6 separate regions of the Homo sapiens genome follow, and all the other regions are linked to region 1. The links are chromatin loops, found by intact Hi-C in ENCODE. Cell type or tissue: endothelial cell of umbilical vein. All regions are shown on one strand. Region 1 overlaps ATP9A (ATPase phospholipid transporting 9A (putative)). Region 2 has its middle 92 kb from the start of MIR3194. Region 3 has its middle 20 kb from the start of NFATC2. Region 4 has its middle 64 kb from the start of LINC01429. Region 5 has its middle 120 kb from the start of LINC01429. Region 6 overlaps LOC105372663 (a long non-coding RNA gene).

Region 1 (5,000 bases):
CTAAGTCTAACTAAGGACTTGCCTAGAGATCCAATTACCCAGAGTTTCAGTTCACCCTAACCAGATTTTCTGGGTAGTGGGTAGCACCATGGCACAGGCATCAAATGCTTGGACCAAGTACCAGTTTCTAGTTGTGTGCAGCTGGACAAGCTACTCCTCTTCCCTAAACCTCAGTTTTCTCATCTGTAAAACAGGAATCAAGCATGTAGCACAGAGACTGACACATGGAAAGGACCCCTCAGTGGTATAACTGCTGCTGGGATGAGAGTGATTTCCCAAGTCCCCCAGCCATACTGTACGTAGAGAACAAGGCTCAGCCCAGTACTCTCAACAGGGCAATGTGGCCCTCCAGGAGACATGTGGCAATGTCTGGAGACACTCTAGGTGTCACAACGCAGGCAATGTCCTACTAGCATCTGACGGGTGGAGGCCAGGGGTGCTGCTCACCCTCCTACATCACACAGGACGCCCCCAACCACCACCAGGAACTCCTCCAGCCCTAAAAGTCAACAGTGCTGAGACTGAGAAGTCCTAGCTCTGAGGAATGACGGCGCAGCCACAGATCCTTCCCCCATTTTCCCCCAATGATTCGCGTCACTGGGAGGTGGGAGGCAGTAAAGATAAGCAAGAAAACTGAGCATGGCCATCAATACCTTGTGCCTAAATTTTGCTACTCCAGGAAGCCCAGAATAAATGCCCGGAAAGTCTTCATTGAATATGGAACCGTGGAGACAAAAGTGACTGCATCTCAAGCTGGGTGTGGTGGCTCACGCCTGTAGTCCCAACACTTTGGGAGGCTCAGGTAGGTAGATCACCTGAGGTCAGGAGTTCGAGACCAGCCTAGCCAACATGGTGAGACCCTGTCTCTACTAAAATTACAAAATTAGCTGGGCGTGGTGGTGCATGCCTGTAATCCCAGCTACTCAGGAGGCAAGGCTGGAGAATCACTTAAACCTGGGAGGCGGAGGTTGCAATGAGCTGAGATTGCACCATTGCTCTCCAACCTGGGCAACAAGAGCGAAACTCCATCTTAAAAAAAAAGTGACTGCATCTCAGGTGCAAATGCGCCATGCTGACTTCTGATTAGCCCAGTCCCATGAACACCCCCGATTCCTACTTAATTCACCGTCCTTCACATAAGAACATGTCAACCTTGATGTTATCGCACAAATTACAGGTGATGAAACATACAGCTTTCTTGCCTCTCCTGGAAGGTGCCCGTAATTGTCCTGCTGGGGCACGCGGACCCTTTCCCTGTGGTATAAGCCCTGGGTCTAGGGAGTAACAGTATGGACATCCACCTGTTTTCCTGCCGCCCAAAACTACACTTCTGTCTGTTCGGCTCCCCCAAAAACCACGCTTCTATCTGTAAGTTTCCCCCAATAAAACACCCTTTAACGACAAACTGGATTTGCCTGCCTTGTTCTTTGGTTTCAGGCTCCTTTGGAGGCCACTTTGTCTATGCAGCCCTTTCATGGAACAGAAATATCCAAAATCAGATTAGTGGTAGAGTTTCCTCTTTTAGAATAACTTTCAAATGCCCCTTAATCACCAACAATCTTTTAGAACAACATGCTGACTCATAAGAGCACCCCCAGGCCAAGACAGGCACCCACGTTTAAAAGCGTTCAACTGCACACTTTATCTCTGATAGACTGTGGCTATGCCTGCTCTTGACGCAGGCCAAAGAGAGCTGTGGGGTCTGCACATTAAAGAATCAGAGGTTTTATTTTTTCCTTCCCCCCGACAACCAAAGGGTGCTCAACAACATGTGGCTGTAGGAAATGATGCTCCCAGCCCAGCTTCCTCACTAAGAAAAGGGCTTGAGTGAGTTCAGAAGTTCTGTCCAATATAAATACCGCATCAACGATCCCCTCCCATGAGTCACTTCCTCCCACGGAGTTCATCACAAGTTTATTTCGTTCCCATATTATGGCAAGATTACGCCATAAATTTACAGAGATCGGCCGGCTGTGTGGCATTGTTTGGGGGCCTCATCTTTTCCCACCGTGGTCTGCATCTGGCACCTGCTCAAAGGCCTCTTTTAGTCCAGCAATGACAGCGCTACGATGATCTACAGCCACGATCCAAACCCGTGGCTCCACGTGGGAAGGGGGAGAAGGCACTGGAACATCTTGTACGCCACAAAAACAAAACAGGGACACAACCTTCCTGCAAAAAGACATCACACGAGTCCTTCTCCAACCTTGCCTGATTTCTTAAGAGACAGACATTCACACAAGGAAATGGCCTTGCTTTGTGGGTGCAAGAAGGTGCCATCTTGCACTGTGCGTGCACTCACACATGTTTAAAAAAGAGACAGGGGAGACCCAAACTGGGGCTGTCCACAGTCACTAAACCAAGTCAAGAGAATTTTTCTTTTTTTTCTTATTCTTTTTTCTTTTTCTTTATTTTTTTGAGACAGGGTCTTGCTGTGTTGCCCAGGCTAGAGCGCAATGGCACAATCACGACTCACTACAGCCTCGACCTCCTGGACTCGAGTGACCTCAACCTGGACCTCCTGACCTCAACCTTCCCAGTAGCTGGGACTACAGGTGTGCACCACCATGCCCAGCTAATTTTTTTGCTTTTAGTAGAGGTGGAGTCTGGCAATGATGCCCAGGCTGGACTGAAACTCGTTGGCTCAAGTGATCCTCCTGCCTTGGCCTCCCAAAGTATTACAGGCAGGAGCCACCGTACCAAGCCTAGGAGAAGTTTTATAACTGAACTAAAACTTCCTCACATCAGATAACTGGACAGTCATTTGCATAGAGCATTTGGGTTATATGAACACATCATAACAGGGTTTCTCAGGCCCTTCCTCAGGTGGGGGCTGTCCTGTGCATTGCAGGATGCTGAGCGGCATCCCTGCTCTCCACCTATGACATGCCAGTAGCACTCTCAGCCTCTGGTTGTGACAACCACAAATGTTGCCAGACATTCTCGAATGCCCCCAGGATGAGAACCATCACATTAGAGGAGTGTGGTGAGGTTTGTGCCAAGGGGAGAACTAGTCCAAAAGCCCCAGAGGCCCAGTTCCACCAACCCAACCAAAGATAAAGAGGTCAGAAAATGAGAAAAAAATAGCAAAATAATACTTATTTCATTAAAGACAACCTCACCAAGATGGACATTCACAGCACTATTTTTAGTAGTCAAAACCAAGAAAAAAGCGAGGCGCAGTGGCTCACACCTGTAATTCCAGCACTTTGGGGGGCCGAGGCTGGTGGATCACCTGAGGTCAGGAGTTCGAGACCAGCCTGCCCAACATGGTGAAACCCCGTCTCTACTAAAAAATGCAAAAATGAGCCAGGCGTGGTGGCAGGTGCCTGTAATCCCAGCTACTCAGGAGGCTGAGGCAGGAGAATCACTTGAACCCAGGAGGCGGAGGTTGCAGTGAGCTGAGATTGCACCACTGCACTCCAGCCTGGATGACAGAGTGAGACTCCATCTCAAAAAACAAAAACAAAACAAAACAAAAAAACTGAAATTGAGAAACAGCCTAAGCAGCCAAAAAATAAGTTAATGAATGAAATAGTGGCACATTCTTTCAACAGAACGCTGCACATGCGTTAAAAATCATTAAAATCAGATTTTAATAATACGAAAAAATTCTCATCGTATACATATAGTTCAATGAGGGAGGAAGTTTAGGAAGCCTTCTATGGAGTTCAGTGATAATTTTACAAAAATGTGTGTGGATATTTACACTCGGATATGCTTAGAAAAGAGACTGAAAGGAAATCCCTTGAAAAGGTAAAAGGTCTTTTGTTGGGTGAAAATGGAGATGAACTGGTCAGGCACGGTGGCTCACGCCTGTAATCCCAGTACTTAGGGAGGTTGAAGCGGGAGGACAGCTTGAGGCCAGAAGTTTGAGACCAGCCTGTGCAACACAGAGAGACTTTGGCTCTACAAAAAATTTAAAACTTAGCTGGGTGTGGCAGTGCATACCTGTAGTCCCAGCTACTTAAGAGGCAGAGGCAGGAGGATCCCTTGAGTCCAGCAGGTCAAGGCTGCAATGAGCCATGTTCATACCACTGCACTCCAGCCTAGGTAACAGAGTGAGACTCTGTCTTGAGAAAGAAAGAAAAGAAGAGAAAAGAAAAAAAGGGAGGGAGGCAAAAAAAAGAAAGAAAGAAAGGACAGAAGAAGGGAAAGAGGGAGAGGGAGAGAGACAGAAAGAGGGAAGGAAGGGAGGGAGAAAGGAAGGAAGGAAGGAAAAGAGGGAGGGAGGGAGGAAGAAAGGGAGGGAGGGAGAGAGAGAGGGAGGGCAGTTTTGATCCCCCTCTTTACCTGTAACTTTTTGTTCTAAATGCCTTAACTGTGAATGTTTTTTAATAACCTGGGAAGGGGGGCATGCCAGGTTAAAACAAAAATAGATCTGCCCATCTGACAGCATCACAGACTCTAAGCACAGAGTCCCTGTTCTTCCTGCTGGAAGACACACGAGCCACATCTCAAAAAAATATAACATGTCCTTCACAACTAGCTGAAGAGTGGCGTATGCCATTCACTTCTTCTAGGATGGCTGACATTAGGGACTGCTCAATGATAAGTCAACCCTCAAATGACCCTAGCAGAGCCCACAGCCCTACGTCTTGAACAACTTCAGACTGGAACAAAATTAAAGTAATTCGATAGGAGATAATGACACTCATTCCCCAGGAAACACCCCACCCACAGGATCTATGCTGCTGCTTCCAGACCACAGATGTTCTTGACATCAGATGCACACTCAAGATACGGTTTAGAAGCCAGGGATCCAGCCAGGTGTGGACCAGTGGGAAAAGCAGCAGCTGTGTGGGAGAGAAAGCTCCCTCTCCACCCAAGAGTTGCCAAGGACACAGGTCCTGCAGAGTCTGAAAGAACCTATTGGCCTCTGGACATAAAAATCCCCTAACATAGGGCCGAGCGTGGCGGCTCACTTCTGTATCCCAGCACTTTGGGAGGCCGAGGTGGGTGGATCACCTGAGGTCGGGAGTTCGAGACCAGCCTGGCCA
Region 2 (5,000 bases), 270 kb before region 1:
ATAGCAGTTGACATTTGAAAGGAGAATTTCAGCTGGCTCTATGCTCTTTGGAGCAGCTGTGTAACACTGCATGCTGATTACTTGGCCCTAAGAACCTCAGTTTCTTCATCTGTGAAATGGGAATAATGAGCTTGGTAGAGTAGTATGACCATGTGATAGCATTCATTGACTTCTCGGCATAGTTAGTGCCTGGACCTCAGTGACACTCAGGAAATGTTTGTTGCTATGATTTTACTTCTGGAGTGTGTCTAGAAAGGAAGATGCGGAGGAAAGGGCCATGGCAGTTCACATTCAGCTTCTTGGGAAATACAGGAGCCCAACCTGCCAAATATGTAGAATGAGCGCAGAGATGAAAAGACAGGCTTTGGAGTCAGGCCTGGGGCAGAACCAACTCTTCCACTTTCTAGCTGTGGTTTGGGGCATGTCGCAGGACTCTGCTAAACCTCTGTTTCCTCATGTGTGGCTGGGGATGATACAGAACTTCCTGCATATGGCCGATTCCAGGATTAAACGAGGAAACTCCATGTGGGCCTGGCACATAGAGGCACTCAGCACTTAGCATCCTCCGTGTGCACCAGGGTCTCAACACACACCTCAAATCTCCTGCTTTTTAAATGTCAGTGTGTCAGAGACCACTCTGTCTCCCCCAGATTGATTAGCTCCTTCTTCCTTGGCAATGGTACCTTTGGGTTTGAGCTGGGCTGCTGCCACCCTGAATAAGCTACATCTCCAGCAGCTACATGTGGCCAAGTGATCAGCTTGGGCCAATAAGCTGTGAGCAGATGTGGGCAACAGCCAGGCTGGGCCCTGAGAAGGAGGGTCACACCCTCCCCTCCGCTCTTCCTGCCAGTTGAATCCAGACCTGGCTGACCTGATGGTGAGGCACACTGTGGACCTTCTGGTAGGGAACATTCTGGAAGGAAGAAGAGCAACAAGAGGAAGGGAGCCTGGGTCCCTGCCCACAGAGCCACATATCCACCTGCTTATCCTGAAACTGCTCTGGGGGAGAACTACAAACATCTCTTTGCTGTTATTTGGGGTCTCCAGGTCAGCAGCTGAAACTGTACCCTACATACCTGTGGCAACTACTTCAAGTTGTGAAATAATTGTGCAGAATAACACCTTGTAAACACATCCATGGGCTGGGCATGACTTGTGGAACCACTTGTTTGCAATCTCTGCTTAGATTCAGAAACCTGACCCGGGAGGAGAGAGCAGGAAATAAACCTGTTTTGTTAGGAGAGCATCACTCTATAACAGTGATAATAATGAAAAGGGGCTGGGCGCAGTGGCTCCCCACACTCTGGGTGGCTGAGGCGGGCAGATTGCTTGAGCTCAGGAGTTAGAGACCAGCCTGGCCAACATGGCAAAACCCCACCTCTACTAAAATACAAAAAATTAGCTGGGGATGGTGGCGGGCACCTGTAATCCCAGCTACTTGGGAGGCTGAGACACAAGAATCGCTTGAACCCAGGAGGCAGAGCTTGCAGTGAGCCGAGATTACACCACTGCACTCCAGCCTGGGTGAGAGAGTGAGACTCTGTCTCAAAAATTTAAAAATAAAAAATAATAATGAAAAGGCTCAGTAATCTATGGTGAGCTGACTCTATCAAGACTATGCCCTTCCCTTTCCCTGCACTATCTGGTTGAATCCTCAAACCATCCTACACGAGAGGTCCTTTCAGAGGTACAAGTGTTTAAGACATTAAGTGCAGACCAAGACAGGCTCCACCCAGGACCAGCAGGTGGTCACAGGAACCTCTGACATGAGATATTCCAATCCCTTCACCCAAGTTATAGATGAGGCTGGGGCCAGAAGAGAGAAGGACAGGTCCTGCCCCTGGACAGCCAGCCAGGTAGTAGCAGCCTGGGGTCTTGGGAGAGGCATCACTGCAGGTAGAGAAGCAGAAAGAACAAATTTGCAAGGGAGCAGGGGATTCCCTGGCTCGTGGGGTGGGGGTCAGAACTTGCTCCAACTCCTTTTAAAGTGGCCTCTAGAAAGCAGATGCCCAAAGGGTCCCCGGCGTGTGATGAGACGGGATGGGGCGCCTTGCAGAGTTGGCTGCGATGCCCGCCCCAGAGGTGTCCTGAGCTTGGCCGCTCTCAGGAATCGCCCTCTCTCCCTCACCCTGCCGTCAGCAGCCCTGACTCAGGCTTCTGTCATCACAGGAAAGCTGTTTTCCCAAAGCAAGGAGGTCTGTGGTGTGCTTATGGGCAGCCACAAATGAGGGGTCACTGAGCTGCCAAACTGCAATAGAGCAAAGGCTATTTTTAACCAAGAGAGGGAGAGTTAGGGGGTTAGAAGGATATCCTGACAAGTCAGAAAAAATAAGGCATCACTTCCCGGGTTGACTCAGAGGGCCAGGCTTGCATCTCTCAGTCTCCTCTTGAACCCTGTACATTTTTTGCAGAAGAGTAATATGTAGGAACATCTCCTGGCTCTGCCACTTACTCGCTGTGTGACCTTGGATGATTTATGTAACCTCTCTGAGCCTCAACTTTCTCATCTGTAAAATGGAAATAATAGGAGTAATGCCCTGGCAGGACTGTAAGGACTGAGATCATAGCAGTCAAGCCCCCAGCGTGAATGGAACGCTCTGTTGATGAGCACGTCTTTAACCAGTGTCTGAGCTTCCTACTGCTGCTGTAATGAATCACCTCAAAATGAATGGCCTAAAACAATGCTGGTTCAGGATCTTACAGCTGTAGAGGTCAGAAGTCCTAGAGTCAAGTTGTGGCAGGCCTGATCCTCCTGGAGGCTCCAGGGCACAATCTGTTTCCTGCTTTTCTAGCTTCCAGAGGCTGGCCACGTTTCTTGGATCCTAGCCCCTTCCTCCATCTACCAAGCCAGCCAGCAGCGCATCATCTTCTAATCTCTCTCTCTCTCTGTCTCTCTCTGTCTCTCTCTTTCACACACACACATACACACACAAACACACACACTAGTCTCTCTGTCTCTCTCTCTTCCACACAGACACACACACACCTCTGTCTCTCTGTCTCTTCCACACACACACTAATCTCTCTGTCTCTCTCCTACACACACACACACACACTTCTGCTTCCATGATCACATCTCCTGTCTCCTTCTCTGACACTGATACTCCTGTCTCCCTCTTCTAAGAACCCTTGTGATTCCATTGAACCCACCCAGATAATCCAGGATAATCTCCCCCTCTCAGAATCCATCACTTAGCCACATCTGCAAAGTCCTTTTGTCCTTTTGTCATATAGAGAACCATATTCACAAGCTCTGGGGATCTGAATATGGACAACTTTGGGAGCCATTATACCAGTTTTCCACTGGTGTTGTGGAAGATGGAATAATGATTTTTAAAAATGGGCTGGATGGGTGCAGTGGCTCATGCCTGTAATCCCAGCACTTTGGGAGGCCAAGGTGGGCAGATCACTTGAGGTCAGGAGTTCAAGACCAGCCTGGCCAACATGGTGAAACCCCATCTCTACTAAACATACAAAAATTAGCCAGAAGTAATGGTGCATGCCTGTAATCCCAGCTACTTGGGAGGCTGAGGCAGGAGAATCACTTGAACCCGGGAGGTGGAGGTTGCAATGAGCTGAGATTGCACCACTGCCCTCCAGCCTGGGTGACAGAGTGAGACTCTGTCTCAAAAAAAAAAAGGCCTTAGAAGACATCTTAGGGTGTCTGTTTGGGTCTTCTTTGTTTTAAGATATATGCAACAAAGGCCCAAATAACAGTGGCTAAAACAAGATTCAATCTCAATCTCGATCTCTCTCAATCTCTCTCTCTCTTTCAAGACTGGGCTGAGGTGGCTGCTCTGCTCCACACAGTCTGTAGGCCTGAGGAGGTGTCCATCACGTAGGTTCCTACCCCCTCTACTCTGATGCTCCACCATCCGCAGGGTGTTCAGAGCACGTCCTCCACCTCTGCAGCCTGGCCAAGGGAAAGGTGACAGGCATAGCACACTCCCTTCCCTCTACAGTCACACCCAAGTGACCTTCACTTCTGCCACCACCACATTGGCCAGAACTTGGTCACATGAGCACACCCAGAGGCCAGGGAGGCTGGGAAATGTGGCTATTCCAGGTGGCCACATGCCCAGAAGCAATGGGAGTTCTGCTACTGAAAGGGAGGGAGAGAATTTGTGTTGGGGACAAATAGCAATCTCTGCCACAGGGCTGCTAGAGAGAAAACCAAGTTCTCCACCATAGACATGGGGCTAATGGGGGAGAATAAGCAGCTCCTCCCAAGGATGGATATTCCAGGGTAAAAATGCCCATCACACATATAGTTGGTGGCTTACCCAAGATCTATCTTTCTTCTTCCTTTCTAAGAGAAACCCTAGCTTGTTCAAGGTCACAGAATGCTTGGCCAAAAAGCTCCATCTCCCAGTCTCCTATGACATCATGAGATATAAGAAGTCTGCTGGGGGTTTAGCCATTGAATTCCTGGTGTGTGCCTTCACCCCACCCCATTTGCTTCCTCTCCCCACCAGAAGCTCAGGAGTGAGACCACAGGGGCAGCAGCCATCTTTCAAGCCCTACCAGGGGGCAACTAGGAAGAGCTCAAGTGCTTAATGATATCTCTGAGCCACTCTACCACTGGTGATTGTCTACCCTTAGACGTCTTTCTACCCAAGAAAAAGTAACCTCTTGTTTGTTTAATCCCATTTGCTTTGACAATTTGGTGTCTCCCTGGCCTGCCTATATGCTCTCTGCCCTTGTTCCCTATAGCAGCAGTCCCCAGTATTTTTGGCACTAGGGACTGGTTTCATGGAAGACAGCGTGTCAATGAACCAGGGTGGAACAGGGATAGTTTCAGGATGAAACTGTTCCACCTCATATCATCAGGCATTAGATTCTCATAAGGAGCACACAGCCTAGATCCCTCAAATGCACAGTTCACAATAGGGTTTGCTCTCCTATGAGACTCTAATGCAGCTGCTGATCTGACAGGAGGCAGAGCTCAGGTGGTAATGCTTGCTCACCTGCCACTCACCTCCTGCTGTGCGGCCTGGTTC
Region 3 (5,000 bases), 70 kb before region 1:
AAAATTGAGGCTTCACAAGCCAAGATCTTAACCCTATCTGTGTCATTATAAAGTTCCAGTAAGTTTAAAAGTACTTTGGAAAGTAGAAAGTACTGCATCTCTTCAAAGAATGTTTACTGTCAAATCCAGTTTCTCCACAGCCTCAGTTTATTGTTTTGCATCTTTAATATAACAGGATTTGTAGCTAATATTTATGGAGCATTGACTATGACCAAGACACCATTTTCGGTGCCTTATCTGTTTTACCTCATTGAATCTCATAACAACCCTGGAAGAGAGACATAATTATTGGCTCCATTTTACAGATGAGAAAAGTGTGGCACAGAGAAGTTAAGTCACTTGCCCAAGATCACACAGTTGTGATGTGGCCAAGCAGAAATTCTAATGGAAGCAGAAGGCAGGGAGTCTGGGTTTGGGAGAGAACAAAGCTCACCCTGGGTTTGTTTATTGCTGAAATACTTTCCATCATCTCACTCAGATAAAACTGAACACACCTCTTTCAGATCTTCAGTTTTTCACAGGGCCAATGCCGCTTTCTGTGCAGAAAGTTTGGAATTTTTTTAAATGCAAATATTTCTCTTCTCTATTTAACGACCCCACCCATTGGATGGGATATTGGGCTTTCCCTCAAGAGACCACCGTGCAGGGCATAGTGGGAGCATTTGGATCAGCCTGTGTCAAGCCAGCTGTCTCTGATGCCTGGAACTGCATTCTATGTGCCCAGTTGCCTTGGCAGACCAAGTGTGGTTCGCCTGGAACAATCTGGTGCCCTTGTCTCCCACATGTACACACACACACACACTGGTGTGCATACACCCACAATCCCTGCACGCATGAGCATGGGCTGGGGAGGGTAGCTATTGAACACGCGCACACAAAATACCCACATTTTGAAACCTTAGCAGAACTAGTTCATACACCTGGGGCACAGAGTTAGCAGCCTCAATAAAATTCGAGGCTTGTGTTAGATCACACAGTAAAACAGAAGCCCAGTTTCTCATCCAAGTTCTTTCTCTCTCTCTCTCTTTCCAAATGGAGCTAAATTTGGCATTAGGCTGACCTCCACCCCCACCACGAGAACATCAAACACCCGGTTTCAGTATTTATGACAGTAAAAACCCTTTCTCGCCCTTAATATATCTGTCTTCTGTCTGAGAGCATTGCTTTTACAGATGATACGATATCAGTAAATTTTTTTTGCCATTATGTCATAGGCTTGACCACTAGCAGAGGACAGGATAAACTGGTACCCGTTAAAACGTTCGAAGTCCTGGCAGGGTCTTGCTTTCAAAAGCGCAGCTCAGCTAAAACTATGTGTCATTGAGGTCTGCCGTGGCAAAGCACACCGTTTACCTAACCCAAGGCATTTGGCTTCAATCTAGTTAAAAAAAAAAAAAAGAAAGAAAGAGAGAGAAAGAAAAGAAAGAAAGAGAGAGAAAAGAAAGAAAGAAAGAGAGAGAAAGAAAAGAAAGAAAGAAAGAGAGAGAAAGAAAAGAAAGAAAGAAAGAAAGAAAGAAAGAAAGAAAGAAAGAAAGAAAGAAAGAAAGCAAGCAAGCAAGCAAGCAAGCAAGCAAGCAAGCAAGCAAGCAAAAGCCTCTCAGGTTTATTTACTGAAATTGTCATTTCTTCCCCCCCCCACCCCCACACCCCGAACTTTAATCAGCCACGCAAAGCACAAAACCTACATTCAACTCTGATTTTATGACAGGAGGCTAACTCCTCCTCCGCGAATTTATTTCACTTAACTCTCGAAGCCCCTCCCACTTGGCAGCCAGGCCCTGCAGCCCCCAACGCAGTGCTCCCCTCTGAAAAACACAACGCTTTGCCCATTTCCACTTTTAAAGACCGATTCGTTATTGTGGAGCCAAAGCCCCTCCGCAATCCCGACCAGATGGGACATTTTCATATCTTATGCTCCTTATAGTTAACCCCCTCCCATAAGATCCAAGTGGTGTGATACCAGGACTAAATCCAAGAGAAGGGGGAAAGAAGCAGAAACAGGGAAAGTACAGTGTAATCAGATCCCCAAACAAACTGATGGTACATTGCACTTTAAAGGGGTAGCTGGAGGACTCTATCCAGCAGGCACATCAAAAAGGGGGAAGAAAATAGTTTAAATGTCCCAGAGCATCCGCTGCTGCTGTAACTGTTAGAAAGCAAAGTCTTCCTTACTATACTTGCTGTATAGTAAAATGCCAAGCCTGTTCTCTTAAAAGAAAAAAAAGTAATAATAATAATACTGCAGCGTTATGGCATTTGCTGTCAAAAGCCGAGTGCTGAAACGGTTAAACAGCCAGCGGTTAGTAGCGAGAATCCCTCCCGGTGTCCCGTGGAGAGGAAAATCCTCCCGACAGACTGGCCTAGGGAATCCCGGCCTGGGACACTTCCCTGCCCCCGCGTAAAGTTGTCCAAAGTCGCCTTCCCAAGTGTCCCTTCCCTGGCCGGGGCGCGGGCGCCCCTCCGCGGGCCCCGCTACCTGTGCGCCGAGGGCGAGCGGGGTCCCCAGGCCTCCCGCACCGACCTCTGCCGGGAGCTGAAAGTGCTGCCCGGGACGGGAGCAGCAGGAAAGGGCCGGGAGGAGCGAGCGGAAAAGGCTGGAAGGGATCGAGAGTCAGTTACCTTGGTCCACAGACCCCATGATGCGGAGGGGATGGCAGTGCCCCAGTCTGAACGCAGCCTCTCTCTGCATCTGGAGGGCACGGGGACTTGGCGCGTGTTTGGAAAGGGGGATCTGTTTGTATCGACCAGCAGCCGAGGGGACGCCGTCTTCTCTACCGCGTGCCCGCGGGGCTGCCCTGGCCGAGGAGCCTCGGAGCGACCCGGGAGCTGCGCGCCTCCCGGCTCCCGGCTCGGCGGAGTCGGCGCGGCTCCGCGATCCGGCTTACTCCAGAGGCAACGCGACTTCCTTCCCCGCGCTCCGTGTTTATAGGCTTTCAATGCAGTAAAATAACGGGATTCCCTCACTGTTTCCTCCTGTTTATCCAGCGCCATGGAAACCACTGGATCCCGTCCATCTCCAAAACTAAGGGCTTTCCTGCAAACTTCACACTCAGGAATCCATGACGTCGCCTCCTCCGCGGCCAGCCAGCTCCGTGGCTCCTTCGGCCGCCAGCACAAGTCCCTGATTGTTCGGGAGAAAAGTCTGGGAGAGGGAGCGAAGCGGGCGACGGCGAGAAGAAGGGGGTGGGGGCGTGCGAGTGTCCAAGTCAGCCCTGCAGGAGCTCCAGGCGGCTGTTTGCAAGGAGTGCCCAGCCACCGCCTTCCCTGGCCCGTGGCAGCTTTTCATAAATCAAGCCCGAGACTCCCAAGCCCCCCATTTGCCAAGCGGGCGCCTCTTGGAGAAAGCTGCCCAGGGTTCAAATCAACACCCCAGGTTGTCCAAGCTCCTGGACGTTTGCCCAGGGGCCCTTCCCAGTCCCTCACGGCCTCTGGCTGCCCAGATTTTTGTGTGTTCAAGGATGGTGGGGAGGAGGAAGAGGAGAAGGAGGAGGAAGGAAAAGAAATAAATAACGGTGCCTTGTGTCAACTCTCCAACTTCGAGAATTTTTTTTCAAAGAGTTTATTTTTAGATTCATTTAGAAAATCCAAGGTTTCCAGTGATGCTCAGAGGCTCCAGAAATAATGAAATGGCCAAAGAGAAGCTGAAACCAGGCAACCCATGTGTTTACACATGCTCTGAATAAACAGGAAAATAAAGAGAAAGGATATCATGAACTTTGCACAGTGTCCAGAAGAAAGTCCTTGCGATGCCACGCATGGTTCACAGCAATAGGCCACGAGACCCCCAGAAGGTCCGTGGGGAGGGGGAGAGGGAGAGGTGCAGCGGTCAAGATGCCTTTTCTGGACTTGGACTAGGTCTGCCTCTTCACCTGCCTGCAGGGTGGGAAATTCTGAGCCCAAAGATAAAGCTGGCTTTGAAAATGGACTTCAGATACTGTTGTGAGCTCTGATAAAATTGTGGATAGCAACCAAGGCTGGTGACTCATCACATACACACCCCCCCTCCCCCCGCACGCTCTTACAGAGAGACTTGAACTTAAAGAGGCATCGAGAGGCAGCTGGCTCCATCCGTGGGACCACTCTGTTTTCCAGTACTGGCCCACAATAGCCTCACTGGGCAGCTCGCAGACATAACCACTCCTGCTGGAGATAGATGCTGGCCCACAGAGACCAGCTGGAACTGCGCCTGAGAAAGCCCCACCCCCAGCCCCGCCCAGGGGACTCTCTTCAAGCCTGCCTCAACCAGGGTGGCCTCCAGCAGGACAGTCTAAGTAATGCTGCTCCCCCAGAGAGCAGCCATTATCTGTCCACCTACTGTGTGCCAAGGAATTCAAGGTAGGGAAGTCTCACTGACTCTCGAGTAACTCAAAAATCGTGGCGCCACCAAATTTCTTGCAACCACCCTGCAAGGAGGGGATCCTCTCTCCCACTTTCCAAAAGGGAAACTGAGGCACATAGAAGGCAGGTGGCTTGCCTGTTGATTTACTTGGCAAATTCTGGGGTGCAGCCTTTAAGGGCGTAGAGAGGATTCTTTTCAGTGGAGCCTATTGAGGAAGACTCATTCCCTGAGGCCTCCTTCACCAACCATCTGAAGCAAGAACAGGGTGACCAACCTTCCTGGTTTGCCTGGGATTGAGGGGGCTCCTAGAATGTAAGACTTTCAGTTTTAAAGCTGAGAAGGTGGAACCTTCCACCCAAGGTGGAACTTGGGACAGGTTGGTCATCCCAGGCGTGAATGAAACTCAACTTCCTTTTGCCAGTATCCAGACACCAAGGAAGCCTGCTAACCATTGTCTTCTGCAGACAGTTACTACACTTAGTAACACTATGAATGGCAACCCCTCACCTCAGTACCTACTAGGTGCCAGGCCCTGAGCTAGAGTCATCTATAAATTCCCACTCACAATCCCACTGCAAAGTAATAGACTAAAGCTGAAAGGGGTTAGCCCTGTGCCATCCGATATGGCAGCCACTAGCCACATGTGGCTATTAAAATATTA
Region 4 (5,000 bases), 300 kb after region 1:
ATTTCATTCCACTGACCTTTTCAAAGGCTTTTGTCTAAAAGGTTAGAAGTAATTCCACTTCTGGGAACTGATTCTCAGAAATATTCAGAGATATGAACACAGATTTATGTTCAAAGGTATTTAGCATGACATTATTTATAGTAGTCTAAAAAAAACAGTGTGAGAGAGATTAAATGGTGAACATTGTACATTTCTTATAAGAAAATATTATGTAATCATAAAAACAGAATTGTTGAGGCCTGGCATGGTGGCTCACACCTGCAATCCCAGCACTGTGGGAGGCTGAGGTGAGATCGCTTGAGGCCAGGAGTTTGGGCAACATAGCAAGACTTGGTTTCTACAAAAAATAAAAATAAAAAATTAGCCAGGCATGGTGGCAAGCACCTGTAGTTCTAGCTACTCAGGAGGCTGAGGTGGGAGGATTGCCTGAGGCCAGGAGTTCGAGGCTTCAGTGAGCTGTGATCGTGCTACTGCACTCTAGCCTGGGCAACAGAGAACGGCCCTGTCTCTAAAAATAAATAAATAGGCTACTCAGGGCACACTGCCCATAGGGTAGCCCTGCTCTTTTACTCTTAATTTTTAAGGAGCAGTTAAATATAAATAAATAAATAAAAAATAAATAGAATTGTTAAATAGCTTAGTATTCTAAGGAGATGTTCATAATATATGGTGAGCTTTTAAAAAGGGATACAGGCCGGGCACAGTGGCTCACGCCTGTAATCTCAGCACTTTGGGAGGCCAAGGCGGGCAGATCACCTGAGGTCAGGAGTTTGAGACCAGCCTGGCCAACATGGTGAAACCCTGTCTGTACTAAAAATACAAAATTTGCGGCTGGGTGCAGTGGCTCACGCCTGTAATCCCAGCACTTCGGGAGGCCAAGGCAGGCGGATCACGGGGTCAGGAGATCTAGACTATCCTGGCTAACACGGTGAAACCCCATCTCTACTAGCCGGGCGTGGTGGCGGGCGCCTGTAATCTCAGCTACTTGGGAGGCTGAGGCAGGAGAATTGCTTGAACCCGGAAGGCAGAAGTTGCAGTGAGCCGAGATTGAGCCATTGCACTCCAGCCTGGGCAAAAAGAGCAAAACTCCGTCTCAAAACAAAAAACAAACAAATAAAAACAAACAAACAAACAAACAGGATACAAGGCCAGGTGTGGTGGCTCACACCTGTAATCCCAGCACTTTGGGAGGCTGAAGTGGGCAGATCACTTGAGGTCAGGGGATTGAGACCAGCTTGGCCAACATGGTGAAACCTCGTCTCTACTAAAAATATAAAAACTAGTCAGATGTGCTTGCCTGAACCCAGGAGGCAAAGGTTGCAGTGAGTCAAGATTGTACCACTGCACTCCAGCCTGGGCAACAGAGTGAGACTCTGTCTCAAAAAAGGCAATTCAGTCTTTTAGCAAGAATGGTTGCTTGAGGAGTTGAGGACGTTACCTTTTGGCCCACAAAGTCTAAAATTTTTGTTTGTTTGTTTTTGTTTTTGAGATGGAGTCTCACTCTGATGCCCAGGATGGAGTGCAGTGGCGCGATCTTGGCTCACTGCAACCTCTACCTCCCGGGTTCAAGTGATTCTCCTGCCTCAGCCTCCGGAGTAGCTGGGACTACAGGTGCGGGCCACCATGCCCAGCTAATTTTTGTATTTATAGTAGAGACGGGGTTTCACCATATTGGTTAGACTGGTCTTTAACTCCTGACCTCGTGATCTGCCCACCTTGGCCTCCCAAAGTGCTGGGATTACAGGTATGAGCCACCGCGCCCAGCTCACGAAGTCTAAAATATTTACTCTCTGGGCCTTGATGGAAAAAAGTTTGTTGAGCCCTGGTATATAACAAACAAACCAAACACCTCTTGTGGCTACATTGGGCCCACTCAAATAACCCAGGATATCTCATTCAGTTGATTAGCAATCTTAATCCCATCTGCAACCTCAATCCCGCCTTGCTGTGTAACATAACCTTGTCCCAGGTTCCTTATACATGGGAGAGGAAGGCAGGGGAGTCCGTGTCAGAGGGATGCGGCCTGAGAGACTCCACCGTCATTGTTGGCCCTGAAGGTGGACAGGGCGATGAGCCGGGGCAGGCAGGCAGCCTCTAACAGCCGGAAAAGGGAACGAAAGGAATTCTCCACTACAGCCTCCACAAGGGACCGTCCTGCCAACGCCTTGATTGCAGTCCGTGAGACCCCTTTGGACTTTTGATCTCCAGAACTGGTAAGATAATAAATTTATGGTGTTGGAAGCCACCTGTCTGTGGTAATTTGTTACAAAAGCAACAGGAAGCAGATACAGCTCTGGCGAATTCAGGAAGTGAGTAATGGTAGAGAGTGGGGAAATCAGGAAAAACGTCAACAAAGTCAAATTAATTATTCGGTGGAATATGGGACTGTAATTCCATTCATTCATTCAAGCATTAATTCATTCAACAAATACTTATTGGGACACTAGGCCTGGTGCAGTGGCTCATGCCGGTAATCCCGGCACCTTGGGAGGCAGAAGGGGGTGGATCACCTGAGGTCAGGAGTTAGAGACCAGCCTGGCTAACATGGTGAAACCCTGCCTCTACTAAAAATACAAAAATTCACACACACCTGTAATGTGATGGCACACGCCTGTAATCCCAGGTACTGGTGAGGCTGAGGCAGGAGAATCGCTTGAACCCAGGAAGCAGAGGTTTCAGTGAGCCAAGATTGCGCCACTGCCCTCCAGCCTGGGTGACAGAGTGAGACTCTGTCTCAAAAAACAAACGAACAACAACAAAAAAACCTCCAAAAAACCAAAATACTTATTGGGACACTTAACTTTGTGCAAAGACTTCAGCTAGGTTTCTGGGATCTGATGGTGAAGGGGACAGGCTAGCCTGATCCCATCCCCACGGTGCCTAGAGTCCCGTGTGGGAGGAAGACAGTTGAAGAGTTAACCAGGGGATTAGTAAAAGGTGATGAGGTGATGAGGGGGAGTGGGGGGGAGGGGGTCTCCTGAGGAAGTGATAATGATGCCCAGATCTGGAAGACGGCTGTGCTGGCCAGGGAGAGGGTAGGGCAGGATTACAGGAAGTGGGGGCCTGCAGGGAGAGGACAGCAGGGGGTACTCTGAGGGCCTGGGTTATATTCCTTCACCCTCTATCTGGGGCTCGGAGCATAGTGGGTCCTCAGGGGAATTAGAAGTAAGGAGGAAAGACATGAAGGAGGGAAGGAAGGTGGAAATGAGGAAGGGAAGAAGGAAGTGGAAATGAAGAAGGGAAGAAGGAAGTGGAAATGAAGAAGGGAAGAAGGAAGTGGAAATGAGGAAGGGAAGAAGGAAGTGGAAATGAGGAAGGGAAGAAGGAAGTGGAAATGAGGAAGGGAAGAAGGAAGTGAGAGAGAGGGAAGAGGGAGAAAGGAGGGAAGAAGGAAAAAAGAAGGAAGAAAGAAAGTAAGGAAGAAAGCCGGGTGCTGTGGCTCACTCCTGTAATCTCAGCATGTTGGGAGACTGAGGTGGGCGGATCACCGAGGTAGGAGTTCGAGACCAGCCTGGCCAACATATAGTGAAACCCCATCTCAACTAAAAAAATACAAAAATTAGGCCGGACGCAGTGCCTCACGGCTGTAATCCCAGCACTTTGGGGAGGCCGAGGCAGGAGGATCACCTGAGGTTCAAGACCAGCCTGGCCAACAGGGCAAAACCCTGTCTCTACTAAAAGTACAAAATTAGTCGGGCGTGGTGGCGGGCACCTGTAATCCCAGCTACTCAGGAGGCTGAGGCAGGAGAATTGCTTGAACCCAGGAGGTGGACGTTGCAGTGAGCTGAGATTGCGCCACTGCACTCCAGCCTGGGCGACAAGAGTGAGATTCTGTCTCAAAAAAACAAAACAAACAAACAAACAAAAACCAAAAATTAGCCGGGTATGGTGGCACACACCTGTAGTCCCAGCTACTTGGGAAGCTGAGGCAGGAGAATCACTTGAATCCCAGAGGCAGAGGTTTCAGTGAGCCAAGATTGAGTCACTGCACTCCAGCCTGAGCGACAGGGCAAGACTCCATCTCTAAAGAAAAAAAAAAAAAAAGGAAGAAAGAAAAGGCAGGAAGGGAGGAAGGGAGGAAGGGAATAAGGGGGGAAAAGACACATTTAACCTAACTAAGGAAGAACTGGATACATGTTGCTAACATCTGATACACACTCCATCTCCATCTATGTTGACCAAACAGACTTTTACCCCAGTTTTGAGAGCTCCAAGTCTCCAGGATAAGCTGTCCCCACCCACAATCTGTGAGCCTGGGCCTTAAGGGAAGATGCTCACTGCACCTTTCTCACCTTCCCATGACATAGGGCCCTCCACGGGAAGCGGCTGCAGCCATCACAATGCCTCATCTTGCCATTAGTCATATTTCTGATCTGCTATTCTATGAAATGCCCAGAAAAGGCAAATCTTTTTTTTTTTTTTTTTTTTGAGACAGGGTCTCATTCTGTCACCCAAGCTGGAGTGCAGTGGTGTGATCACGGCTCACTGCAGCCTGGACCTTTCAAGCTCAAGCGTTCCTCCCACCTCAGCCTTCCCCGCCTGCCCACCCCAGTAGCTGGGACTACAGGTGTGTGCCACCACGCCCGGCTAATTTTCATATTTTTTCATAGAGATGGGGTTTCACCATGTTGCCCAGGCTGGTCTCGAACTCCTAGGTTCAAAAAATCTGCCCACCTTGGTCTCCCAAAGTGCTGGGATTACAGGCATAAGCCACCACGCCTGGCTGAAAAGGCAAATCCACAGAGACATAGAGTGGATGAATGGTTGCCAGGGGCTGGAGGTGGGAACAAGAAGGACAGAAATGAGGGAACCTTATTAGCATGATGAAAATGTTTCCAAAACTGAGTTGTGAAACTAACTGCATAATTCAGTGCATATACTTAAAAAATCATTGACCTGTGCACAACAAAATGGGTGAATTTTATGGTATGTAAATTATACCACAATAAAATTGTTTTTAAAAATTCAATTTAAACACAAAATTTCCTGGTTTGCCTAAT
Region 5 (5,000 bases), 350 kb after region 1:
GAAAAAGATGTTCCTGAATAGTCTGCTGACCGCAATTCTAGCATTCTCTCCTAAAAGATATAGAGAAGATGGTAGAAGAAGATGGGAGGAGATGGATCTCCAATCCAGTGTCTCCCCGTATTCATCATTTGTGTACCACCTTCACAATTTCTGCCAAATCTAAGGAGTCAATGTTTTACTTAATACGCATATAGGTAAAACAATTTAACTCATGTCCTTTCCTTTATACAAATGTATTTTCACAGGAAACTTTATATATTACTATTATGAATGGAGAACTTGGTATTCATTATTAAACAGCAGGTAATGGCACAAATTAATTTCCAGAAAAGAAAAAAAATTCTAGGCCAGATATGGTGGCTCATGCCTGTAATCCCAGCCCTTTTCTGGGAGGCTGAGGTGGGAGGACCGTGTGAGCCCAGGAGTTCAAGACCAGCCTGGGCAACAGAGTGAGATCCCATCTCTACAACAATGACAAGTTAGCCAGCCATGGTGGCACACATCTGTAGTCCCAGTTGCTTGGGAGACGAGATGAGAGAATCCCTTGACCTCAGGAGTTGGAGGTTGCAGTGAGCTGAGACTCCGTCTCAAAATAATAATAAATAAATAAATAAAATAAAATTCTAGGGAAGCAGTCTAATCTGCTAAAGGCTGTGCAGCTGGGGCTTGCTGTCTGTTCAACAAGGGAAATTAGTTAAGTGTGGAGAGGTGATAAAGATCTATTAGCACCAAACAGAGACTTTCTCCTTAATGTAATCCGAAAGATTGAAGATGAACCCCTGTAGATTTATTGTGTTTTTTTTTTTTTGAGACGGAGTCTTGCTCTGTTGCCCAGGCTGGAGTGCAGTGGTGCGATCTTGGCTCACTACAAGCTCAGCCTCCCGGGTTCACGCCATTCTCCTGCCTCAGCCTCCTGAGTAGCTGGGACTACAGGCGCCCACCAGCGTGCCCGTCTAATTTTTTGTATTTTTAGTAGAGACGGGGTTTCACCATGTTAGCCAGGATGGTCTTGATCTCCTGACCTTGTGATCCACCTGCCTCGGCCTCCCAAAGTGCTGGGATTACAGGTGTGAGCCACTGCGCCCAGCCTATTTATTGTTATTTTATTTATTTTTATTTTTTTGAGACAAGGTCTTGCTCTCCTGCCTCAGCCTCCCAAGAAACTGGGATTACAGGTGCGCACCACCATGCCCGGCTAATTTTTGTATTTTAATAGAGATGAGGTTTCACCATTTGCTGAGACTGGTCTCAAACTCCTGGACTCAACCGATCCTCCTACCTCAGCCTCCCAAAGTGCTGGGATTACAGGCATGAGCAACCACACCAGGCCTTATAGCATTATTTAATGCCACATCCATGCACCATCTAAATTATCTAGCTTATGGACAATAATAATCTTCAGACCACACCTTGCAGCCATTCCTCACTTTGGGGAAACTGGCACTGCCAGAGTTTCTCAAAGCATTTTCCATAGTGATTTGATAGGCATTAAACTGATCTCCTAATCCAAGACTTTTTTCAATCCTTATGCACTGAATGAAGAACAGTTTCACTTTTTTAGGACCAAAGATTGTTTACCAATAACTTACCTAATATTAAAATATGGTTTTAATGCCCATTTGCTTTAGGGCAAATAGGAGGGTTATAAAACCTCACTGGATGGATCCAAGAGGAGAAAAAAAAAGATTGGCTTTAAGGGAAAAACAAGAATGCCTAATTAGCTTTTTGTTTTGTTTGGGTGACATCACATGTATCATTAGGCTTAGAAAGTTCATTTGCCACCTTATTTGTATGAGTTTTTGAGTTCCTTCCATATCTATTTTCCTGTATTGGGGCTTTTTTTTTTTTTTTTTTTTTTTTTTGAGACGGAGTCTCACTCTGTGGCCCAGGTTGGAGTGCAGTGGCATGATCTCGGCTCACTGCAACCTCTGCCTTCAGGTTCAAGCGATTCTCCTGCCTCAGCCTCCCAAGTAGCTGGGACTACAGGTGCGTGCCACTATGCCCAGCTAATTTTTGTATTTTTTAGTAGAGACAGGTTTCACCATATTGGACAGTCTGGTCTTGAACTCCTGAACTCGTGATCTGCCCGCCTCGGCCTCCCAAAGTGCTGGGATTACAGGTGTAGGCCACCGCGCCCGGCCGCGTTGGGGCTTTTAGAATTGAATTTACTGTCTGTGAGAGTTCTCTTCTATTTCAATTTTAGGGCTAAAGAATGTGGTTTTTTTTCCCTCCAGGCAAATGAGATTAAATAAATATTTAAATTTTGTGTGAAGTTTATTTAACATTTTCCACTCTTTGCTATTGCTTAAGTGCAAAGTTTTGTCTTTTTTTAAACATTATAATTGCTACTTAGAATTCTAAGCTGTAATTTTGCTGTTATGTAAATTACACAACTTCAGTAGTAAAACCAAGCAAATAGTATTTATTCCTTCCTCTGCCTTGGAAACTGATTCCTTCTGAAAATAATTGCAGAAACTAATGAAAGCAAGATCCAGTTCCTGCCTAGATTTGGCTGGTCTGATTTTAAGCCACTCCCCACAGGAAATAACAGATAAAATGATGCAATACTAGCTAGCATTCCTGGCTGTTTCTGACAATCCAGGAGCTATGTGACTAATATATCAAGTGAAAAAAATATTTCCTTGATTAAAGTCATAATAACATATTATGTGTAATAACACAGGGAGTATAGATGACTCAGATTCCAGGAATAATAGAAATTGGTGGCTCAGCAACTTAAAGCAGCTAGAAAGGATTGTTATGCCACATGGGGGTTGGAGAAGGGCTTGCCAATTGCACACTGAAGTTAAACAAAAGCCTAACTTAATTTTTATTCCTGGTTAAAAAAAAGTCTATTATGTACATCCAGCCAAAAAACCAGTGCCTTAAACAAGATAAATGCGTATTTTCTCTCAATTAAACACTACATAGGTAGTCTAAGGCTTCAATGACTCTCCTTGGTCCCAAGCTGCTTCTTTTTTAATTTTTTTGAGATGGAGTCTCGCTCTGTCGCCCAGGCTGGAGGGCAGTGGCGCGATCTCGGCTCCCTGCAAGCTCCGCCTCCCGGGTTCACGCCATTCTCCTGCCTCAGCTTCTGGAGTAGCTGGGACGACAGGCGCCCACCATAACGCCCGGCTAATTTTTTGTACTTTTTAGTAGAGACGGGGTTTCGCCATGTTAGGCAGGATGTCTCAATCTCCTGACCTCGTGATCCGCCCGCCTCAGCCTCCCAAAGTGCTGGGATTATAGGCGTGAGCCACTGCGCCCAGCTCCAAGCTGCTTCTTTCTTGGTTCTCTGCTTTGCAGAGTCAAATGACCTCATTGCCGAAGATGGCGGCATCCAAGTTCCAGGCAGCAAGATGGAGAAAAGAACAAAGAGAAAGCAAAGATACCCACCCGAGGCTTGACACTTCCATTTATATCCCATTGGCCAGAACAAAGTCACGTGACCGTACCTAAGCTACAAGGGAGGCTTGGAAAGGTAGCGTTTCTTTCTGAAAAAATTCAGCCCTGCTGAGAATTCAATTCCATGGAAGAAAGAGACAGGATCTTGACAACTAGAACTTTCATTAAAAAAAAAACAGGCCGGGCGCGGTGGCTCACGCCTGTAATCCCAGCACTTTGGGAGGCCGAGGCGGGCGGATCACGAGGTCAGAAGATCGAGACCATCCTGGCTAACACGGTGAAACCCCGTCTCTACTAAAAATACAAAAAAATTAGCCGGGTGTAGTGGCGGGCACCTGTAGTCCCAGCTACTCCAGAGGCTAAGGCAGGAGAATGGCGTGAACCCGCGAGGCAGAGCTTGCAGTGAGCCAAGATCGCGCCACTGCACTCCAGCCTGGGCGACAGAGCAAGACTCTGTCTCAAAAAAAAAAAATAATAATAAAAAAAACAGGCCAGGCGTGGTGGCCCACTCCTGTAATCCCAGCACTTTGGGCGGCCGAGGCGGGTGTATCACCTGAGGTCAGGAGTTCGAGACCAGCCTGGCCAACATAGTGAAACCCTGTCTCTACTAAAAATAAAAAAAAAATTAGCTGGGCGTGGTGGCGCGCAACTGTAGTCCTAGCTACTCCGGAAGCTGAGGTAGGAGAATCTCTTGAACCCGGGAGGTGGAGGTTGCAGTGAGCTGAGATCACACCACTGCACTCCAGCCTGGGTGACAGAGTGAGACTCTGTCTCAAAAAAACAAACAAACAAAAAACCAAAAACAAAAAACCTTTTTCTTTTTCTTATTATTTTTTTGAGTCAGAGTCTTCCTTTGTCTCCCAGGCTGGAATGCAGTGGCACTATCTTGGCTCACTGCAACCTCTGCCTCCCAAGCTCAAGAAGTCCTCCCACCTCAGCCTCCTGAGTAGCTGGAACCATAGGCATGTGCCACATCACCTGGATAATTTTTTTGTGTTGTTTGTAGAGACAGAGTTTTGCCATGTTGCCCAGGCTGGTCTAGAACTTCTGAGGTCAAGCAATCCTCCAGCCTCGTCCTCTCAAAGTGCTGGGATTATAGGTGTGAGCCGCCAGGCCCAGCTGATAACTAGAACTGTCTACCAAAACATAATTGCCTTTCTGGGCTTAGCCCAGAGTTTCATGTAGATAAAATATTCATTAATTCATTTAGTCATTCAATTGCTTAATTCAATAAATATTTATTTATTTTTGAGACAGAGTCTCGCTCTGTCGCCCAGGCTGGAGTGCAGTAGCATGATCTTGGCTCACTGCAACCTCCGCCTCCCGGGTTCAAGCAATTCTCCTGCCTCAGCCTCCTGAGAAGCTGGGACTACAGGTGCACCACTGCACCTGGCTAATTTTTGTATTTGTAGTAGAGATGGTGTTGTGCCATGTTAGCCAGGCGGGTCTTAACCTCCTGACCTCAGGTGATCCACCCACCTCAGCCTCCCAAAGTGCTGCGATTACAGGTGTGAGCCACTGCGCCCGGCCAATAAATATTTATTGAGTACCTAGTATGTGCCAGGCACTGTTCTATGGGCTGAGATATACTGGTA
Region 6 (5,000 bases), 260 kb before region 1:
ATTATTACTCAAATCAGTCTCCCTGAAAAATTCAGAGACTGGGGTTTTTAAAGGATAATTTGGTGGGCAGGGGGGCAGGGAGTGGGGAATGCTGACTGGTTGGGTTGGAGATGAAATCATAGGGGGTCGAAGCTGTCCTTTTGCACTGAGTTGGTTCCTACATGCAGGCCACAGGACCAGATGAGCCAGTTGATCAATCTGGGTGATCCCAGCTGAGTGCAGGGTCTGCAAAGTCCCTCAAACAGCAATCTTAGATTTTATAATACCAGTGTTATAGGAGAAATTGGGAAGTTTAGGGATATTTTGGCCTCTGGCTGCATGACTCCTGAGCAGTTAACTTCTGATCTTGTGGCTCACTTGTTAGTTGTACAAAGGCAGTCTGGTCCCCAGGCAAGAAGGAGGTTTGTTTCGGGAATGGGCTGTTATCATCTTTGTTTCAAAGTTAAACTATAAACTAACTTCCTCCCAAAGTTACCTATGCCCAGGAATGAACAAGGGCAGCTTGGAGGTGAGAAGCAAGATGGAGTCGGTTAGGTCAGATCTCTTTCACTGTCACAATTTCTCATTGTCACAATTTTTGCAAGAGTGATTTCAATCAGAGCAGTGCCCCAAACATTTTTTTGTTAATAATTTGAAGGATGTTTATTTTAGAAAACAAAAAGGACATCAAGGTAGCCATCACGCAAAACTCCGAAGTGTCTTAGACTTCCTTACTCTTACTGTACAGCATTATGTTGGGTTTGAATTAATTAGGGGGCATGGGGCATCCTGATCGCCTCGGGATTTGTGGCTTTAAAAGTCTCCGGAGAGGACTGGCAGCAGTTCCCAGGGATGTGTGCCATTGTCTGGGACAGAGCAAGCCGAGTTCGTTGAGCTACAGCCTACGGTCCAGGGACCTGACTTGGCTGGAGGCTGGACATGTCCTACTTCTCTTAACTCAGCAAATGGACGGAGGTCAGGGAAAGGTTGACTCGGGGTAGGGGCTGGAGGAGGTTGCAGGGAAGCCTGTGGAAGCCACTCTTGCAGCAGGTCCCGGGAGAGCCCCAGGCCCTGGATCTGAGCATCCTCAGTGGGGCTTGGGGATCCGTACCTCTAGAGGGCAGTGGGGCTCCACCAAGAGTCCCTTCCAGTGTCTTCCCAGTGGCCAGGAAATACTCCTCACCTTAGAACGGGCCTCCCTGCTCAGCCTAAAGGGAAATTTCTACCCACAGGTTGCCTTGGCTGGGCGCAGAGGATGGATCTTTCCACATCCAGTTGTTTGTGCGGGGGAAAGCTCATTAGGAAGGAAAGTATCTAGTGTCAGTAGCATGTGAACGTTTCCAAGCACAGAAGCCCGACAGCTGTACCTACTTAGGGGGTACCTGGGGACTCCGGGCCACACAGAGGCCATCTCCCACCAGCCTGGCCAGGGGGAAGTCAGATTTCTGGGGCTCATAATGTTCACATGGAGAAAACGTGCATTTCTACTGGAGTGTTCTTGGCCAGACTCAGGCTTTTAGATTCCCCAAAATAAATCTCCTCGACGGTTCGCCCCTGCCTGCTCCTACCCCTCGTTCTTGCTTGGCAAACAGGGAAGTCCCTGGATGCATTTTGGTCCAGAGATCAGAGCCCCCAGGGATCAGAGCCTCATGGGCTGCACCCTCTAAGGGCCACAGAATCCCTGTTGGGGGCAAGGTTAGGGGGTGCAAGCATATCCACTTTGGGTGCACACAGACCTGGGTTCAAATCGTCACTCTGCCACTGCACAGCTGCAGGGTCACCAGCTTGCACCCACTCTGAGCCTCCGGCTCATCTGAGAAATGAGGAAAGCCCCACCTTACGGGATGGCCGCAGGGCTCGGGGACAGAAATCCTGGAACCAGTATATATAGCACAACACCAGGCACATCACAGCCCCTGCCAGAAGCACCACCAGCCGCACCCTCCCTGCTGCTAATTTTTCCCGAGGCACCCATTGCTGAACTCTTCTGTTCTTATGGTTTATACAGTCTATCCTTCCTGCTGGGACACAAGCTCCACTGCCGTGTCCAAAACACTCTGTTCTAGGCACAAGGTTGGCATCAAAAAATACCTGTTGGGTGCATAAATGAATGCTTTGGAGCTCGTATTACAGTTCTCTGGGCCTCAGTTTCCCCAGCTGTGCAATGCGGATGATGGCATTAGAAGTGTCAAAGGTGGCTTCAGATGGATTGAGCAAATGTGCAAGAGCACCCAGCCCAGGCAGGCAACAGATGCAAATCCACTCTCCCAATCAGATTCCGAGGTTGTCTTGGGCTTTACAATGGAGTCAGGAGAATCGCCACCCTCTGGCCTCCAAGTGCAGCTCAGAGGGATGGGTCACTGGCCAGGCATTGATACAGACTCACCCAACAAGGCCTGCAAGTTCTCTGAACAGGCGCCCTCATGTTGGATCCTCCCAGGGGCCAGGCAGGGAAGACTGAGGCCAGGAAACACCCCAAGGCTCAGAGAGGTGGGGTCACTGGGCGAGGCTGTCTTGGCCGTTTCTCTGCATAAAGCAGCCAGGGGCTGTGAAACTCCAAGGTGAGAGGTGGCCCATGGGTGACAAACGGGAAATGGAAGGCCAAAGAAGTGTGAGTGCACCGGGGAAGCAGGGTGTCTTAGTGGGAAGAATGTGGGCTCTGGGATCAAGGAGACCTGCCTTCCGGCCTGCCTCAGCCACTCACCATGCAACCCCGGGGAAGCCATATCACCTCTCATTTCCTAATCAGTGAAATGGAGATAACAAGAGCCCTTGCTCTGCAGAGTGCTGGGAACGGCTCCTGCAGCGGCTGGCACACACTTGATAAGCAGTTAGGAAAGAGCAGATATTACTCTTTGTATGAGTTCTCTCTTGTTGCCATAACAAATTACCACAAACTTAATGGCTTAAAGCAACACAAATTTAACATCTTACAGTTCCGGAGGGCAGAGGTCCTAAAATCAAAATATTGGCAGGGCTGCCTTCCTTCTGGAGGCTCTAGGGGAGATTCTGTTTCCTGCCTTTTCCAGCTCCTGGGGCCATCTGTTTTCCTTGGATCATATCACTCCGATCTCTCTGTCCATCATTACATCTTCTCTGACGGTCCTGCCTCCATTCCATAGGGATCCTTGTGATTCCACTGGGTCTACCTGGATAATCCAGGATAATCTCCCTGTCTCAGAGTTCTTAACATCATCACGCCTGCAAAATCCCTCTTGCCTTATGAGGTAACATATTCACAGGTTCTGGGGATTAGGGCGGGGACCTCTTTGGGGCCATAATTCAGCCGACCACACTGTTCTTATGATGCCTCCCATCCTGGCCCTGCTCCACTGTTCCTCCAGCAGGCACTGTCTATCTCTGTCTCTCTCTTGCTCTAGCCTTGACACCAAAGGAGTTATTTGGTTCTAATTTGGGGTTCTGGTTGGATGAATTGCAGGAGAAAGCTTGTGTCTCCTCAAACATCCCCCCATTGTCCCCGGACCATACAGGTTGTAGTCAAGGGACTTGTTAGAAGGCAGGCGGCAGCCAAGAATTCCAGAGAAAGCTGCATGGGAAATGTCCCCATTCATTCATCAAATATCAGAGCACCTACCACATGCCTGGCACTTCTGGTCACTGTGGGCACAACTGTGGACTGGGCAGACTTGACTCTGCCCTCGAGGAACTGACCTTCTCGGGGGAAGACAGGTGGGAGAGTGATCCTATCATAGGCACTCAACCCAAACAAGACCCCAGGTATTGCGAGGGAGGGTGGTGGAGCAGATACATTAGCTAGGGTGGCCACGGATGGCCTCTTTGAGGAGGTGGAACATGACCCAAAGAGCCATGCAGGGGATGGGGGAAGTGCGTTCCAGGCAGACGGCTTGGCAAGTGCAAAGGCCCCGAGGCAGGAACGTGTTTGGCTTCTTCAAGAAACAGCAAGATGGCAGCGTGGCTGGAGGGATGAGGTGGTCTGAGAGTAGCTGGGGGCCAGATCATAGCAGGACCCTGGCTTTTATTCTGAGTGAGGTCAGGGCCTTTGGCGGGCTTTAGCAAAAGGTGCTATCATCTGGCTCATATTGAAAAGGATCCCTCTGGCTTCTGTGAAGGGAACAGACGATAGCAGGCCAGAAACCAGGAACCCAGAAGGAGGCTACACAGGCAAAGGAGTAAATTGAGGAGAGTTTTAATGGATTATTCACAAAGGCACAGGAGAGAGGGGAAACGTAATGCAAGATGAATCCCCCAGAGCTATCAGCACTGGGGCACCTCTGCCGCCCCAAGGCCCGAAGAGGTTAAGGAGGAGAGCAGTTTCTGGGACCGGGAGGGATGGCACCCCATGGAGAGGGCCACTTGGAGAGACAGTGGCTTTTGTTGAGGGACATATCCAGGCCACGGCATGAACACCCAACCTTCCATCTCTTGCTGGCACCTCCTATTGAAGGAACCCTCTGAAAGCCAGAGGTGCCCCGGAGAGGCTGGTCATATGGTCCGCCTCCCAGGCCCAGAGAGCTGAGGGTGAACCTGGAGGGCAAATGGAAGACACTGGAACAAGCTCCCTGCCCAGCTCCCTGAACGCAGGGCAGCTGACACTGTAGCCTCTGTGCCTGTAGCCACCGTTGCTGTCTAGCTTTAGAACTTGGATCCTTGAAAAAAATATTAGGGCTGCTGCTCCATGGCAGCCCTGTGCAGAACACACCAGGAGGGAGAGGGAGAGACACGGAAGATGTAGCGCGCCCCCCGCCTCCTTAGGCTGTTCTCCCATTGCTATAAAGAAATACCTGAACCTGGGTAATTTACAAAGAAAAGAAGTTTAATTGGCTGATAGTTCCACAGGCTGTGCAGGAAGCACAGTGGCTTCTGCTTCTGGGGAGGCCTCAGGAAACTTACAATCGTGGTGGAAGGCTAGGGGGAAGCCAGCACATCACATGGGCAGAGCAGCAGGAGCAAGAGAAGGGTGGGGAAGTGCTACACACTTTTCCATGACCAGATCTCATGAGAACTCACTATCACGAGAACAGCACCAGTGGATCCACCCC

The links. Hi-C counts contacts between places; a loop is a spot of excess contacts. Peaks named below come from ENCODE experiments on the same cell type or tissue, not always from the same donor. Only the 100,000 strongest peaks of a DNase experiment are listed, where the experiment ranks them.
Region 2: it touches region 1 in a loop (6-fold over the local background); 36 of 110 quality-filtered maps call a loop at or near these places.
Region 3: a loop joins it to region 1, with 6 times the contacts of the local background. A loop is called at or near these places in 4 of 110 quality-filtered maps.
Region 4: it touches region 1 in a loop (9-fold over the local background); 2 of 110 quality-filtered maps call a loop at or near these places.
Region 5: it touches region 1 in a loop (5-fold over the local background); 4 of 110 quality-filtered maps call a loop at or near these places.
Region 6: it touches region 1 in a loop (4-fold over the local background); 36 of 110 quality-filtered maps call a loop at or near these places.

What each region holds. Positions count from the first base shown.
Region 1 is chr20:51,629,670-51,634,669 of GRCh38, forward strand. All of the region lies in intron 15 of ATP9A (ATPase phospholipid transporting 9A (putative)), which reads right to left. Among named protein-coding and RNA genes, the nearest start is that of NFATC2, 89 kb to the left of the region's middle. RefSeq lists an enhancer at 1,205-2,404. In endothelial cell of umbilical vein, no CTCF peak of the experiment used is centred here; a DNase peak (open chromatin) is centred at 1,902; H3K27ac peaks cover 3,071 bases.
Region 2 is chr20:51,358,429-51,363,428 of GRCh38, forward strand. No RefSeq gene overlaps it. Among named protein-coding and RNA genes, the nearest start is that of MIR3194, 92 kb to the right of the region's middle. In endothelial cell of umbilical vein, no CTCF peak of the experiment used is centred here; DNase peaks (open chromatin) are centred at 2,253 and 2,693; H3K27ac peaks cover 3,080 bases.
Region 3 is chr20:51,559,941-51,564,940 of GRCh38, forward strand. It overlaps a transcript of NFATC2 not described here. Among named protein-coding and RNA genes, the nearest start is that of NFATC2, 20 kb to the left of the region's middle. In endothelial cell of umbilical vein, a CTCF peak has its summit at 2,499 (motif pointing left); DNase peaks (open chromatin) are centred at 1,891, 3,011 and 4,001; H3K4me3 peaks cover 2,070 bases; H3K27ac peaks cover 2,241 bases.
Region 4 is chr20:51,924,862-51,929,861 of GRCh38, forward strand. No RefSeq gene overlaps it. Among named protein-coding and RNA genes, the nearest start is that of LINC01429, 64 kb to the left of the region's middle. In endothelial cell of umbilical vein, no CTCF peak of the experiment used is centred here; DNase peaks (open chromatin) are centred at 2,250 and 4,220; H3K27ac peaks cover 2,743 bases.
Region 5 is chr20:51,982,579-51,987,578 of GRCh38, forward strand. No RefSeq gene overlaps it. Among named protein-coding and RNA genes, the nearest start is that of LINC01429, 120 kb to the left of the region's middle. In endothelial cell of umbilical vein, no CTCF peak of the experiment used is centred here; a DNase peak (open chromatin) is centred at 2,633; H3K27ac peaks cover 2,016 bases.
Region 6 is chr20:51,371,369-51,376,368 of GRCh38, forward strand. The region is part of intron 2 of LOC105372663 (a long non-coding RNA gene); the gene reads left to right. Among named protein-coding and RNA genes, the nearest start is that of MIR3194, 79 kb to the right of the region's middle. In endothelial cell of umbilical vein, a CTCF peak has its summit at 1,065 (motif pointing right); DNase peaks (open chromatin) are centred at 1,123 and 2,813; H3K27ac peaks cover 1,710 bases.